Linked DNA regions of Homo sapiens: region 2 is linked to region 1. A link is a loop called in an ENCODE intact Hi-C map of the cell type or tissue named here. Cell type or tissue: HCT116. All regions are shown on one strand. Each heading gives the region's core, and the rest is flanking DNA. Links, peaks and the distances in the headings are about the cores only.

Evidence for each region. Peaks named below come from ENCODE experiments on the same cell type or tissue, not always from the same donor. Only the 100,000 strongest peaks of a DNase experiment are listed, where the experiment ranks them.
Region 2: it touches region 1 in a loop (2.4-fold over the local background); 3 of 110 quality-filtered maps call a loop at or near these places.

Annotation. Positions count from the first base shown.
Region 1 is chr13:35,152,546-35,160,892 of GRCh38, forward strand. NBEA (neurobeachin) reads left to right here. Exons shown (of 59, transcript NM_001385012.1): 19 at 3,229-3,310; 20 at 3,538-3,661; 21 at 4,533-4,725; 22 at 6,471-7,487. Among named protein-coding and RNA genes, the nearest start is that of NBEA, 210 kb to the left of the region's middle. In HCT116, for the core only: a CTCF peak has its summit at 4,806 (motif pointing left); a DNase peak (open chromatin) is centred at 4,796.
Region 2 is chr13:34,829,287-34,837,633 of GRCh38, forward strand. No RefSeq gene overlaps it. Among named protein-coding and RNA genes, the nearest start is that of NBEA, 110 kb to the right of the region's middle. In HCT116, for the core only: a CTCF peak has its summit at 4,414 (motif pointing right); a DNase peak (open chromatin) is centred at 4,475.

The sequences.
Region 1 (8,347 bases), core at 79-8,078:
CATCAGAAAGATAGCTTCAGTAGCCCCTGCTTCAGCCTAAAGTTCTGTAACACATGAATTGCAAAATAATTCCATTTATAAAATGAAATTTCAATGTGTAATGCTGGGCTCAGGTGTATCTCTGTAAATAGCATGTAAAGTTACCTCCATGCTTATGATTCATTGTTGTTTCCCTCCCTGTCGATTACCTGTATTATAGCCACTGGGGACATGTGGCTGTTGAACACTTAAAATGTGGCTGGTATGAATTGAGATGTGCTCTAAGTGTTAAATACACATTGGTTTTCATGTCCATATCCAGCTCTGAACCTCTGTACAATTTTGTTTTAGTGGGGGTTTGGGGTTACTATGCATATCTCTTACCAATCCAGTCAAACCTTTGGGGCCCATCTTGAGTCCTGCTCTTTCATTAGAATGTTTGGGTCTACATTCATCTCTTTTTATTTATATTTCATTATTCCCTTTCTCCCTTTTTAAACTTACATAGGTTCTTTTTTTTTTTTTTTTTTTGAGACAGAGTCTCACTCTGTCGCCCAGGCTGCAGTGGCGTGATCTCGGCTCACTGCAAGCTCCACCTCCCAAGTTCACGCCATTCTCCTGCCTCAGCCTCCTGAGTAGCTGGGACTACAGGTGCCTGCCACCACACCCGGGTAATTTTTTGTATTTTTTAGTAGAGACAGGGTTTCACCGTGTTAGCCAGGATGGTCTCGATCTCCTGACCTTGTGATCCACCCACCTCGGCCTCCCAAAGTGCTGGGATTACAGGTGTGAGCCACCATGCCTGGCCACATAGGTTCTTAATGATAGTCTATCATGTTTTGTTACTTTATTGGGGCATGCATTTATGCCTGCCTCCAGAACAATAATTAAATAAATTGCTACTAGAAATGAAGTTGCACCTAGCAATGTATTTTCAGTCTGCAAACATTTAGCAGAGGGAGGGCACATAACTGGTTATTAATAAATACATGTTGAATTGAGTTTCTGAGTATATGTTTGTCATTTTAAAAACCTTTATATTTGAATATGTTATAGTTTTCAAAGCACTTTCACATATGGAGCTTTATTTAATCTTCCTAGCAGTTTTATTAGATAGGCAAGGCAGTTATTCTTTTCATTGTTAGATGATAAAGTAGGGACTTAAAAAGACAATATAAAAACTGGTGACACTTTTGTTTCCTGTGCAATGTGATTTCTTCTCTTTTGGTTGAAAACACTTTAACTATCACGGGAGAGTAGGTCCTGATTTCCTTTAAGCTCGTCTGAAGTTATTTTGAATCCTTTATTTATAACCACAATTTTCTTGGATCTCATCCACTGGGCTATAGGTACACACCAGGGTCTTCGGGGCAAGTTGTTGTGAAAACTACTTATACGTATATACCAAGCAATAAGTGATTGTTCTTTAGTATATGGTTTTCAAATAAATTTTATCTCGTGTCAACTCCGTTTGATTAGGAGTGCATGTTTGGGGTCCTTTGTTTAGAAAGTTGTGAAATGCTGTTTAGTTTTAACAAGTAAGTGTTTAGTTTCATCAGAGGTATGAGAATGAGGGGAACGGGGGTAATTAAATGCTATATTCTTTAATAAAGTAGGTCAGTTTTTATTTCAGGTCAATATCTTTTTTATGAACATTCCTAATATACTTATGTAAATGTCCTGTCTTAGTCTGAGCAGAAGGGGAAGGAAAATGAAACTTCTGGATGTCGTGGTCCTTTTCTAATCAGAAGAGACCATCCCTCTCTCTCAATTTGCTTTTTCCATCTTCAGCTTCTACAATATAGCTATGTTCAATTGTCCTTTCAACTAACGTTGGTGGTTTTGCAGCAGTTTTTGTACTTGACTTAGGTTTAACTGTTTATTCAGAATTTGCCATGTTAAAGCTAAACAGGAAATTAAATCACAGATATAAAATGATGTCTGTATTAAATATAACCTCATAGGGTTTATGTAAGAGATAAACACAAACTCAAGCCTAAAATACAGTGAGCAGTTGTACATACATTATTGATATATAATTAGGTTAATTATTCTTTAATTTAACAAATATTTACTGAATGCTGTTGTGTGTCAGGCATTAGTGCTGATTACTAGGAATATAACAGTGAAGATGATGTTCAAAATCCTGCTCCCACATTTTAGTGGGAAAGTTAGTAAATGTTTTAGAATTTTCTCTTTCCTTTATTTGGTCAACTGTTTTTTTGTATTTGAAAGGAATAATTTAAAAAACTCATTAGTAAATGACAATGAGCCACATTGTTAGGAAGAACTTTCCCTTGTCACACTTACTGAAGTAGGGGCCAGATGTGGTGGCTCATGCATTTAATCCCAGCACTTTGAGAAGCTGAAGCAGGAGGATCTCAGGAGCCCAGGAGTTCAAGATGAGCCTGGGCGATAAAGTGGACCCCATCTTTACCAAAAAATGAGAAAAATAATTAGCTGTGTGTGTTGGCATGAACCTGTAGCCCCAGCTACTTGGGAGACTTAGGCAGGAGGATCACTTGAGTCCAGGAGTTGGAGGCTGCAATGAGCCATGATTGTGCCGCTGCAGTCCAGCCTGGGGGTACCATAGTGAGATTCTGTCTCTAAAAAAAAAAAAAAAAAAAAAAAAAGTAGTTCATAAATAATTTTAGGAACACTGAAAAGGCATTTCAAACAATAAATTCATTAATTTCCTAATCTTTCCTTCTATAGATACTGGTTCTGGTTTTGTATGTATAAATAATAAATAAAATTTGGTGAATACAGAGTTAAAGAGTTTAGAAGTATGTGGAATTCATTAAAAAGTCTCTTTAGGGCTGGGCATGGTGGCTCACACCTGTAACCCCAGCACTTTGGGAGGCTGAGGCGGGTGGATCATCTGAGGTCAGGAGTTCGAGACCAGCCTGATCAATATGGTGAAACCCTGTCTCTACTAAAAATACAAAAAATTAGCCAGGCGTGGTGGCACATGCCTGTAATCCCAGCTATTTGGGAGACTGAGGGAAGAGAGTCACTTGAACCCATGAGGTGGAGGTTGAAGCCAAGATTGCACCATTGCACTCCAACCTGGGCAACAAGAGTGAAACTCCGTCTTGAAAGAAAGAAAGAAAAAAGTCCCTTTAGAAGAGATGTTTCTTTTGGTTTGGACTGCATTGACATTTCTTTTGCAGGTTCATTGTATATCTATATTTTGCAATTATTATTTAAATTGTTTTCTAAATGAAGTTCAAATTCTTCATTTTTCAGATCTTGACAGAACAAGTATGTACTCAGGTCGTACACAAACCACATCCAGAGCCAGATTCTACAGTGAAAATTCAGAATCCAAGTGAGCAAATGGCAGTTCTTTACTGTATTGTGGTAGGCGCATGGCAACATATGAGACTAAATCAAAACTTTTCCTAACCCCTTAAATCATTATGGTGTTTACCTAGTTCATGACAGTTTTAACTCACCTTTTATAGTGTTAAGTATTTATTTGAAAGTTGGTAATACTTTTTGAGTTGAACATAGGATATGGTTACAAATCTACAAGTTTTTTTTCTTTGTTTACAGTGATTCTTAAAGTGGTGGCAACTTTGTTAAAAAACTCTACACCAAGTGCAGAGCTGATGGAAGTTCGTCGTTTATTTTTATCTGATATGATAAAACTTTTCAGTAACAGCCGTGAAAATAGAAGGTAAGCAGTTTGGATACTGTAACAACACTTTATTCCATAATTAATATTTTCTCTCTTTTAGATTTTCAATTCATTTCAAATCTTTTCCATATTGCTAAATACTTTTAATCATCAGAAAAGGCATTTTATGTTTCTTTGACATAATCTGTATTCGGTATTCTTCTATTTATTTTTATATTATTTTTATTTTGTTACGTGGATATTATATTTTAATTGTATATATGAATATACATATAAACAAACTCTTATTTAGAATGTAATATCCCTTTTAGTGGTACCTATCTATCACCAATGGAACTTTCAGTTGTAATTGTGTTGGATTTCCCCATTTTCATCTATGCTTTCCACCCCATATTTCTTATGGCCGAATGTTGTGCATTTTTAAGCTAGTTAGCTTGAACATGGGGTAAAGTCTGAGGCCATGAACTCTGGGGTAGTCATTGCCTGAGTCTATAATTTAACAAATATTGATTGAGTGCCTACTGTGTTCAGTGTAAGACTTTGTGCTACACAAGATAGTCTTAGTACACAGTCTCAGTACATTCCAGTGGGAAACCATAAAGCAATGATTAATGTATAATGTGTTAAGTACATTGTGAGTGCTAAAGGTGGTGAGAAAGTAGAGAAGCAATAAGTAAATCTGACTGTGAAAGTTAGGAAAATGATTTTGAATGATAATTAGGATTTTTCCTGGTAGAGAAATAAGAGAAAGTCATTCCAAGTATAGAATATATAACGTGCAGCATGACTGTACACCTTGCTTTACTGAGGTCAGATCATATTTTCACTATTTTATTTATCAAAGTTTCAAAATAGTAAATTCTAACTTAATTTGGATATTTTTAATGAGATCAAATTTTTTTCTCCCTAGATGCTTATTGCAGTGTTCAGTGTGGCAGGATTGGATGTTTTCTCTTGGCTATATCAATCCTAAAAATTCTGAGGAACAGAAGATTACCGAAATGGTCTACAATATCTTCCGGATTCTTTTGTATCATGCAATAAAATATGAATGGGGAGGCTGGAGAGTCTGGGTGGATACCCTCTCAATAGCCCATTCCAAGGTAACACGGGATTTAACATTTTAACATCATCAGAGTTATTGCAGTGGATTAAATGGCTACAAACATGCATCTGGTGCCATCTTGTGGGCATCTTAGATTTTGACAGATTCCTGTATCTCAGTTTTGTATTTTTCCCTCATTGTTCATAGACTGTTAGAACTTGAAAGTGGCTTATAGATGAATTAATTCAAACCCCAAATTTATAAATCAGGAGTTTTATACCCAAAGCTGACATACATCTGTTTTATAGCAAATCTGGGAACTTTAATCTGAGCCACTTGCTCTTTCAACTGGTTCTTGGAAGAATATTTTATGAAATAGTCTCTGAAATATACTTTTTAAGACTTTTTTTTAAGAAGTCAGATTTTTTTATTTCCAAGTGAATCATAAATACAGTGTTTAAGTTTAGTGGTATTTTAATTGCTTTATCTTTTCTTTATTTTTAATCTTAAAAATCTGTATGTCTATTTTAAGTATTATTTGATCTTTGGTAAAATGAAATAGTGAATTAAACTGTACAAGTATATACACATTAGATTCTGGAAATTCAGAGTTATGGGTTTCTCATCATGAAGTGTTATAGAAGAAGCATGGGTGTCAGAAGTATGGCTTTTAATTTAGTCTGTGCCATAATTGAGTTTTGTGATTTTAGGAGACTCATTAAGTCTTCTTGAACACGAGTTAGAAAAAAATGTTTAAAAGGATAGATAGTAAATATTATAGGCTGTGTGGGCTCTATAGCCTCTGATGCAGCTACTCAACTCTGCCGTTCAGTGTGAAAGACAATACATAATGTAAATGAATGATCATGGCTTTGTTTGAATAAACCTTTATTCACCCAAAGAGGTGATAAGCAGTTTTGTCCCATGGGCCTTATGTTACCAACCCCCACTTTTGGGACTTGCTTTCTTCTTCTGTAAAATTAAGGGGATTTTTGTATTATGAGATATTCTTTAAAGGATGGTCCCCCCAATCTAAAATTCTGTTAACTTATTTAAATATACATTAATAGAACCCATGTCTGTAAGAGAAAGTCTGTGAACTTTAAAAAATATTAGAAAAGCTTTTGTTTCAATTATAAATTTACATTTTGTGAAGTATTGACACCTCAGATTTATCATTGCTTTAACAAATTTGAAAATAGCAAAGAAAAAGACATTGCAGGTCTTTGTGCAAAAAAAAAGTATTCTGATTATTAATAAAGAAGCCTAAGTAAAGTAACAAAGCCAAAACAGCTTATATAAGGATAAAACTGTGATATTTTAATAGCTTGTAAATTTATATATTTAATGATATGTGTGAATTTTTTAACATCAGTTGTTGGGAAGGGTGCACATATGAGCAATAGATGGTGAAAACCAACATAGTAATAGTACTTTGGTTATTGTATATTATTAGCTGCTTATTCTCTGTTTAAGCTTACATAAATGTGTGGAAGTTAACTGGCATATTTGGTTTGGGTAACATTGAAATACTTAGCCTAAAAGAAAATAGCTTTTAATATTGCTGAGTTATCTGTGTGATTTTGGCAATCCTTATAATAAATCATATATAGCTGTATTTGTTGATTATTTCCAGTTACTTAATGAAACTAAGCACTTGCTTTAGGACTAACAAATGCCAGCTTTGAAGTCTTAAACTTTCTGGCATTATTTTTTCTATTTCCACAATTTAATTTGTATTATTTAGTTTTTTCTTTTTGATATGTACAAAATGCCTTAATGTTTTCTTTACTTATTCCTAAGGTCACTTATGAAGCTCATAAGGAATACCTAGCCAAAATGTATGAGGAATATCAAAGACAAGAGGAGGAAAACATTAAAAAGGGAAAGAAAGGGAATGTGAGCACCATCTCTGGTCTTTCATCACAGACAACAGGAGCAAAAGGTGGAATGGAAATTCGAGAGATAGAAGATCTTTCACAAAGCCAGAGCCCAGAAAGTGAGACCGATTACCCTGTCAGCACAGATACTCGAGACTTACTCATGTCAACAAAAGTGTCAGATGATATTCTTGGAAATTCAGATAGACCAGGAAGTGGTGTACATGTGGAAGTACATGATCTTTTAGTAGATATAAAAGCAGAGAAAGTGGAAGCAACAGAAGTAAAGCTCGATGATATGGATTTATCACCGGAGACTTTAGTAGGTGGAGAGAATGGTGCCCTTGTGGAGGTTGAATCTCTGTTGGATAATGTATATAGTGCTGCTGTTGAGAAACTCCAGAACAATGTACATGGAAGTGTTGGTATCATTAAAAAAAATGAAGAAAAGGATAATGGTCCATTGATAACATTAGCAGATGAGAAAGAAGACCTTCCCAATAGTAGTACATCATTTCTCTTTGATAAAATACCCAAACAGGAGGAAAAACTACTTCCTGAACTTTCTAGCAATCACATTATTCCAAATATTCAGGACACACAAGTACATCTTGGTGTTAGTGATGATCTTGGATTGCTTGCTCACATGACCGGTAGCGTAGACTTAACTTGTACATCCAGTATAATAGAAGAAAAAGAATTCAAAATCCATACAACTTCAGATGGAATGAGCAGTATTTCTGAAAGAGACTTAGCGTCATCAACTAAGGGGCTGGAGTATGCTGAAATGACTGCTACAACTCTGGAAACTGAGTCTTCTAGTAGCAAAATTGTACCAAATATTGATGCAGGAAGTATAATTTCAGATACTGAAAGGTCTGACGATGGCAAAGAATCAGGAAAAGAAATCCGAAAAATCCAAACAACTACTACGACACAAGTAAGCTACCTTATATGAGTTCTAGAAATAAATAAAAATGCATTGAAGAGTTGTTAGCACCAAAACAGAGTAATTTCTTATCAGTTACTTCATGTTTATATTGAATTATAGTATAATAGTAATTTATGGAACTAAATAGTGCGGTATAATTTCATGTATGTAAGAAACTAAAAATATCTCAATTATATTTCCAACTCTGCCACATTCTTCTGTGTAACTTTGCTCAACCTCTCTGGGCCTAAGTTTCCTTATCTAGTACAAGAGGTTGTACTAAAGGATGACCTTTAAGGTCTCTGCCAGTTCTAACATTTTATAACTCTGTGACTACATTTACACATTTTGTACTCAAGATCTTCATTCTGAATACTTGATTAATTTTAACCTTTTAAGCTTCAGGCCCAACCCTGTTCTGTGGATTATAGAAAAGAGGACTTGGAGCCCAGATTGAACTGATAAATGAAGGGGAAGGGAAAAGGGAACTGTTATTTATCCAGTGCCTACTATGTTCCGGGCACTGTGCTATATGTTTTCAGATTTAATCCTCACAACAACCCTGTGAGGTAGGTAATATGGCTGAGAAAAATTAGAATTGTTAGCAGTGAGAATTTTCTGTTCAACCACATGAATAGAAATTTGTTATAAGACAATTAAAGACTCTTAGGTCTGGTTGTTAGGAAATGTTAGTGCTTCAGTTTTGACCTCACTGGAATAAAGCTAAAAACAGATGATGTTTTCTGATATGGATTTTAATTGTTGAGCTCTGAGTTATGACTGTTTCTTTATTTTCTAGGATAAATAATACCTTATGGTTAAGAGTTGAAGAAATAAGAATACATTTACCGTTAATGACTTGGGTTTTG
Region 2 (8,347 bases), core at 138-8,137, 320 kb before region 1:
AAAGCTCAGTAAAGAGATCCTGAAGAAGATGATAATGATAATGATGGTAATAACAACACCAATAGCCAACATGCAGTAAGCCTTCACTGTCCACGGGCTCTCCCCTAAGCATTCTGTGTGCATTATGTTTTCATACTGATGATACTCACAGGAGAGAAAAACAGAAAAAAAAGAAGAGATCATTCCTGGAGCCAAATGCCCAAGTAAATGGAAACTATGAGAGGATGGAATCCAGAGCTCAAGTGGAGAAGTTGGCCTTAAAAAGCAGTGGAGGAGTCTGTCCATTGTAACATTGCTAAGAGACTGGAAGACTTGGTTTTGGAAACATGAAGGAATTCTCTTATGAAGGTTTCTAGTTTCTCAGCAAAATAAGAAGAAAAGGGTGGAAGAGAACAGGGTGGGTAGTTTTTGGAGGTATCAGCAAAATGGCAGGTGACAAGGCAGCAGAGTTGCTGCTATTAACTTAAGCAGAAATAAAAGACCTTGTCACTGTATTGTGGAGAAGAAGGGGAAAACTGTAAATTCCATGTGGAACAGATGCAAGATATCCCCAGGGTTATGCAGAACTCTTAGGGGATGGCTGTAAGTTCTCATAAAGCTGGCTTGGGCAGGACAAAGAGCAACAATCTTTTGTGAATATCGTGGCCCTACTTCTAAATCTCACCTCAGTAGATAGACTTTAAGAGAAAGGGGTTTCATAATATTTTTTCTTCATTCCTGCCTGAGGAAGCAACACTACACACTTCTTTTTTTTTTTTTTTTTTTTTTTGAGACGGAGTCTCGCTCTGTCCCCCAGGCTGGAGTACAGTGGCATGATCTCGGCTCACTGCAAGCTCTGCCTCCTGGGTTCATGCCATTCTCCTGCCTCAGCCTCCTGAGTAGCTGGGACTACAGGTGCCTGCCACCACGCCCAGATAATTTTTTGTATTTTTTAGTAGAGACAGGGTTTCACCGTGTTAGCCAGTATGGTCTTGGTCTCCTGACCTCGTGATCTGCCCGCCTGGGTCTCCCAAAGTGCTGGAATTACAGGCGTGAGCCACCGCGCCTGGCCACTGCACACTTCTTAAGATAGGGTTTGCTGCTATGCCTTCAATGGTAGACATAATGCCTGGTATGTAGGAGATACTTGATAAATATTTTATGAATGAATCAATGAATAGACGGATGAATGAGTAAGGAATTTATAAAATTTTATATAGTCCTCATTCTTAGTTTTTCTTCATAAAATTCTTTGTTGTCCATGTTGTATGATAATGTCATACTTGGCTTTTGACCTAAGACCCCACTCAGAAACCTAAGGAAATCTCAGAAGAATTATTTTACTAGGACTAAAAATGAAATAAATATTATATATTATCTAGAGATAGTTATAGCCACCTAATATTCCCAAAAGTTCCATAATAACTGTCCTTCCTTATCACTTACTGGCTTAGTATGAGAAATATTTTAATACTAAGTTCTTCCATGAGACAAGGGTCTGCTGGGATGGTCACTGCAGAACATGTTCTACTCACTTTTCTCCAAGAAGTTCCGCAGTGAAGTGTAAGTTTAGGTCACATGACCACTCATGCTATCCTCTGATTACCTGGTTCAATATCTTCAACTAAGAGGTGTTTTCTTTTAGACCAGGCGGGTTCCTACTGAACCAAGATTTTCTTTCTAATTTATCAAAAATCCTCTCTATACAACCTCTCTGTAGCCACCATACAATGTTGTTACTATAAGATTTCCAATCAGTGATGTCCTCTTTTAGCCTTCCCTAATCTACCCGTTTACAGATAAATCTTTGCACACACAGAGATTCATCCTCAAAGGAAGAATTTGTGTCTTATTAGATATTCTCAATAGTTAGTATGATGTTTGCTGAAGGAATAAACAAATGATTGACTATTAAATAAATATTGAATTATTCTAACAAAGTGACACACAGAAACTCAATTTCTGTTCCATGCTGTAGGAGAGGCAGCAACACTGAATCTTCCTTTTTTTTTTTTTTTTTTTTTGGTGGAGTCTCACTCTGTTGCCAGGCTGCAGTGCAGTAGTGCCATCTCAGCTCACTGCAACCTCCGCCTCCTGGGTTCAAGCGATTCTCCTACCTCAGTCTCCCGAGTAGCTGGGACTACCAGCACGCGCCACCACGCCCAGCTAATTTTTGTATTTTTAGTAGAGACGGGGTTTCACCATATTGGCCAGGATGGTCTCTATTTCTTGACCTCGTGATCCTCCTGCCTCGGCTGCTGGGATTACAGTAGTGAGCCACCACGCCCAGCCCACTGATTCAGTGGCCTGCTTTCAAATGTAGAGTTAAGCATTCTTAACTCTAAGTCTTCCCTCCAAGATTTAGCAAAGCACCACAATTGTCCTCCGAGCCCAATTTACTCCCACTGAATAGAAAAAAATTCACTTAAGGAATCTCAGTGTCTAACATTGACGGATTGTTCCCAACTAAGAGATGGCAAAATGCCTTCACTGCTTCTCCAATCTCTGGAAACCTACTTCCAGACTCTACAATCTCTGGAAACCTACTTCCAGACTCTAGAATCTCTGGAAGGCTACTTTCAATTCTTCCAGAACTACTCTTTACTAATAGCTTCATGCCATCTCCTGTACATGATTCTTCTTTCCATCATTTTCTTCTGTAGAGCCTTTGTTAAGTCTGAAATGCTTTTAACAAAGTGCCTGGGGAAGCAGGTTGGTGCAAGCCCTGGAAATTGTGTCTAACACTACTTCCATCTGATAGTTCAGATTTTCTTCTCTTCCGTTAAATATCAAAATCAAAATAAGCATTGCCCAGCCCTAAAATTTGAAATAATAAAAATAATTAACTTTTCTATTTAATTTAAGCATGGATCAAATTCAGTATTCTTCCTAGAGATACAGACTATAAGAGGTCAGATTAGGCCGGGCACGGTGGCTCACACCTGTAATCCCAGCAACTTGGGAGGCCAAGGCGGGCGGATCACGAGGTCAGGAGATTGAGACCATCCTGGCTAACACAGTGAAACCCCGTCTCTACTAAAAATATAAAAAATTAGCCGGGAATGGTGGCAGGCACCTGTAGACCCAGCTACTCGGGAGGCTAAGGCAGGAGAATGGTGTGAACCCGGGAGGCGGAGCTTGCAGTGAGCCGAGAGCATGCCACTGCATTCCAGCCTGGGCGACAGAGCAAGACTCCGTCCCAAAAAAAAAAAAAAAAAAAAGAGGGTCAATTTGCATGGGTCTTTGGAGAAAACACATAACTTCCCTCTGCTTTCTCCATAGATTAAGTGAAAATCAGGCATTTTCTTCCTGAGACAGAATTGTGGTGATTGGCAAGATGATAGTCATGAAGCACTTGCAGATTTTAATAACACTGAGTATCCATTTACTTAACTAGTAACACTTTTTGGCATCTCCTGTACATGATTCCTCTTCCAAACATTTTCTTCTACAGAGCCTACATTAAGGATGAAAGCTTTTAACTAAGTGCACAGAGAAGAGAGGCAGTCTTTTTAAATCATTTATAGAAAGGAATTAATAACAAACATTTTAAAAACATCCATAATTAAAACAACTCATGCTCTAGCAGGGAAAAAAATCCATTCCTCTCCTAGGGTGCAAAAGAGGCAACAAGCCGCTACTGAGCCAAGTTCTCTGAGCCAGGCCTTCTTCTAGGCTCTGTCCATTGCACTTTTCCATGAATTCTCAGAATAGCCCTTTGATGACTGTTTATAGAAAGCCTAAATCTCGGAGATACCCAGCACAGCATTTTAATAAATTACAATTAAAAGGTTTTAATACTATCATTTGCAAATGTAAAATGAGTAAGATTTTGAAACTTATATAATCAGTAATGTGGCTTCCCTTTTTGAATTGGATCTAAATTATGACACAAAGGAAGGGAACAAAATAGTTCCATCTCAAGGGAGGAGTGGCTATGATACAGGAAGGCCACTGCCAGCAAGGAAGAAGAGACAGGCCCATGTGGAAAGGGGCAGGAAGAGATGAGAAGGAGGGGCACAGTCATCTATGTGTCTGGGTTTCCCCCTCAATTTTCAGCATGGGTGTCCCCACGCCCCAGCCTGACAACATCCCAGTGAGGTCATCATGTACTGAACAGGTCGAAAAGCTATTATTGGTTAAGTAAACTGATACTCAGTGTTGTTAAGATCTACAAGTGCTTCATGGCCATAATCTCACCAATCATAATTCTTTCTCAGTTAGGGAGAAAAGGCCTGATTTTCACTTAATCTATGGAGAAAACAGAGAGAAGTCATGTGTTTTTCCCAAAGATTCAGGCAAATTGACTCTTCGAACAGAATCTATCTTCACTGATTTATAGCCTGTTCCTCTGTAGTTTTCTCATTGTTTTCCCCCTGATGCCTTTGTAGCTGTAGAAAGGAGACTGCATCCCTAGCTGTCCCTCTCCCCGACCTGCTGGGGGCAGCCTCACAGGATTGCTATGGTCGGTAGGCTGTGCAGCATAGTTCAGCTAAAAGGAAGTCTGAGTCAATGCCCCTGAGTCGTGCCTGCCTTCCATGTCGTGTGAAACCCTGCATAGCTCTTGGTTGTTGAATAAAATATTTAAGACTCTGACCAGGAATCTTCCTAGAGGGAACTGCTACACAAAGGGCAAAGTCACATTATCACTAGACAGAGCAGTGAGTGTGTGAAACTCAGATGAGGCCATCAACAGGGAGGAGCCTCTGAGCCCAGAGAAGAGACCAGGAGCTCACCAGCAGCAGATGCCCCAGGTGCCAGCAGTCACCAGGGAAACAAGCAACATCATCATGGCACAGGTGAGCAGGGACCTAGAGGGTAAACCAAAGCCCAACATGCAGAGCCATCATAAAGATCTTCACCCAGAGGGAAAGACTCTGAAATCTGAACATTTATCTATAAGCAACCGCCTTTTCAGTCCTTTAAAGAAAGGAATTAATAACAAATGTTTTCAAGACATCCACAATTAAAACCACTCATGCACCACACACACAGCAACCACCCTGCACACACTGTCTCATTAAACCCAGACACTGAGAAATCACTCAAGGCCTTCTCTGCAGTTCAGTAAGGCTCATGATGATGATGAGATCTGTTTTAGAAAGTAAACTCTTCAGGAGCCAAACTATATTTTCTTTGCACACTTCAGTTGTGTGAGTAAATGTGCAGCCCAACTACAGTATGATTACAAAGACAACCAATGAAACACAAAGTCTGTAAAGCGAAGAGACCACCTGGAGATTTTCTTTCAATCAGCAGAGATTATTAGCCTACATTCTTAGAAATGTGACTTTACCATAGACAATATTTTCTCCAAGATGACATTCTAGACAGCCAATGCTTCCAATGTGTGCCACCAAATTTTGACCACTGTGTAAACTTTTTTTTCTAATCAAGTTTGCTTTATATAAAATAAAACGTTGAGTTAAATGTATAGTGATACACTAGAGTGGACTTCAAAAACGCTTGCTGTGAATAAAGAGATAAAAGTAATCATCCAATCACAACTGAAGGAAGATTGTATCTTTACAAGAAAAGGTAAGAATTTTACTGTGTGTGCATGTGTACATATATATATTTCCTGTATAAATAAGACAGCAAATTGTTCTATTCAAATTGTGAGAGCCAAAAGGCAATTGGGTTCAAAAAAGAAAACTCTAGATACAGACACAACCTGTTTTATTGCACTTCTTTATTGTGCTTGACAAAACTTGCTTTTGACAGATTACTTGACAGATACTGTGTTTTTTATATATTGCAGGTTTGTGACAACCCTGTCTTTAGCAAGTCTATCACCACCATTTTTCAACAGCATGTGCTCACTTCATGTCTCTGTGTTACATTTTGGTAATTCATGCAATATTTCAAACTTTCTTATTCTTGTTATATTTTGTGAAAATCTGTGATAGGTGACCTTTGATGTTACTATTGTAAATGTTTCGGGGCACCATGAACCATGCCCATATAAGATGGTAAACTTAATGGAAAAATGTTGTGCGTGCTCTGACTGCTCCACTGACCAACTGTGCCCCAACACCTTTCCCCATCCTCAGGCCCCCCTCTTCCCTGAGATACAATAATATTGAATTTAGGCCAATTAATAACCTGACAATGACCTCTGAGTGTTCAAGTAAACGAAAAAGCCATACTTCTCTCACTTTAAATCAAAAGCTAGAAATGATTAAGCTTAGTGGCAGAGACAATGTCAAAAATTGAGATAGGCCAAAAGCTAGGTCTTTTGCACCAAACGATTAGCCAAGTTGTGAAAGCATAGGAAAATTTCTTGAAGGAAATTAAAAGTGCTACTCCAGTAAGTACATAAATGATAAGAAAGCAAAGCAGCCTTATTGCTGTTATGGAGAAAGTGTGAGTGGTCTGGATAGAAGATCAAACCAGCCACAACATTTCCTTAAGCAAAAGCCTAATCCAGAGCAAGGCCCTAAATCTACTCAATGCTATGAAGGCTAAGAGAGGTAAGGAAACTGCAAAAGAAAAGTTGGAAGCTAGCAGAGGTTGATTCATGAAGTTTAAGGAAATAAGCCGTTTCCACAACATAAAATTCAAGGTGAAGCAGCAAGTGCTGATGGAGAAGCTGCAGCAAGTTACCCAGAAGACCTAGCTAACATAATTGACAAAGGTAGCTGCACTAAACAACAGATTTTCAATGTAGATGAAACAGCCTTCTATTGGAAGAAGATGCCATCTAGGACTTTCACAGAGAGGAGAAGTCAACATTTGGCTTCATAGCTTCAAAGGACAGCCTCATTCTCTTGTTAACGACGAATGCAGCTGGTAACATTAAGTTGAAGCCAATGCTCACTTGTCATTCTGAAAATCCTAGGGCCCCTGAGAATTATACTAAATCTACTCTGCCTGTGCTCTAGAAATGAAACGAAAAAGCCTGATGACAACACATCTGTTTATATGGTTTACTGAATATTTTAAGCCACTGTTGAGACCTACTGCTCAGAGAAAAAAAAAAATTCTTTTCAAAATATTGCTGCTCATTGTCACCCAAGAGCCCAGATAGAGATATACAAGGACATTCATGTTGTTTTCATGCCTGCTAACACAACATCCATTCTCTACTATATGGATCACAAAGTCATTTTGATTGTCAAGTCTTATTAATAAAGAAATACATTTCATAAGTCTGCAGCTACCATAGATAGTGACTCTTCTGATGGACCTGGCAAAAGTAAATTGATAACTTTTTGGAAAGGATTCACTATTCTGGATGTCATTAAGAACATTCGTGATTCATAAGAGGAGGTCAAATGTCAACATTAACAGGAGGTAGAAGTTGATTCCAATCCTTATGGATGACTTTAAGGGGTTCAAGACTTTATTACAGGAAGTCACTGCAGATGTGGTAGAAATAGAAAGTAAACTAGAATTAGAAGTGTAGACTGAAGATGTGGCTGAATTTCTACAATCTCATGATAAAACTTGAACAAATAAAGAGTTGTTTCTTATGGATGAGCACAGAAACTACTTTCTTGAGATGAAAACTACTCCTGGTGAAGACACTATGAACATTGTTGAAATGACAACAAAAGATTAAGAATAGTCCATAAACTTAGTTGATAAAGTAGCAGGGTTTGGGAAGATTGACTTCAATTTTGAAAGAAGTTCTACTGTGGGTAAAATGCTATCGAACAGTATCGCATGCTACAGAGAAATCTTTCAGGAAAGGAAGAGTCAATCAATGTGTAAACCTTCAAATGTTGTCTTATTTTCAGAAATTGTCACACCAACTCCAGCTGTCAGCAACTACTACCCTGATCCATCAGCAGCCATCAACATCATGACAAGATCCTCCACTAGCAGAAAATATAAATCCCTGAAAGCTCAGATGATCCTTAGTGTGTTTTAGCGATAAAGTATTTTTAATTAAATTATATACATTTTGTAGACATAATTGCACAGGCTATGGTACAGTGTAAACATAACTTTTATATGCACTGGGGGAAAATTCATATGACTTATTTTTGTTTGTTTGTTTGTTTGTTTGTTTGTTTTTGGAGACAAGATCTCCCTCTGTCGTCCAGGCTAGAGTGTAGTGGTGCTATCTTAGCTCAGTGCAACCTCCGCCTCCCAGATTCAAGCGATTCTCCTGCCTTAGCCTCCTGAGTAGCTGGGATTACAGGCACGTGCCACTACGCCCGGCTAATTTTCATATTTTTGGTAGAGACGGGGTTTCGCCATGTTGGCCAAGCTGGTCTCAAACTCCTGACCTCAAGTGATCCACCCGCCCCGACCTCCCAAAGTGCTGGGATTACAGGCAATGAGCCACTGTGTCTGGCCTTACATGACTGGCTTTATTGCAATATTTGCTTTACTGCAGTGGTCGGACACTGAACCTGCA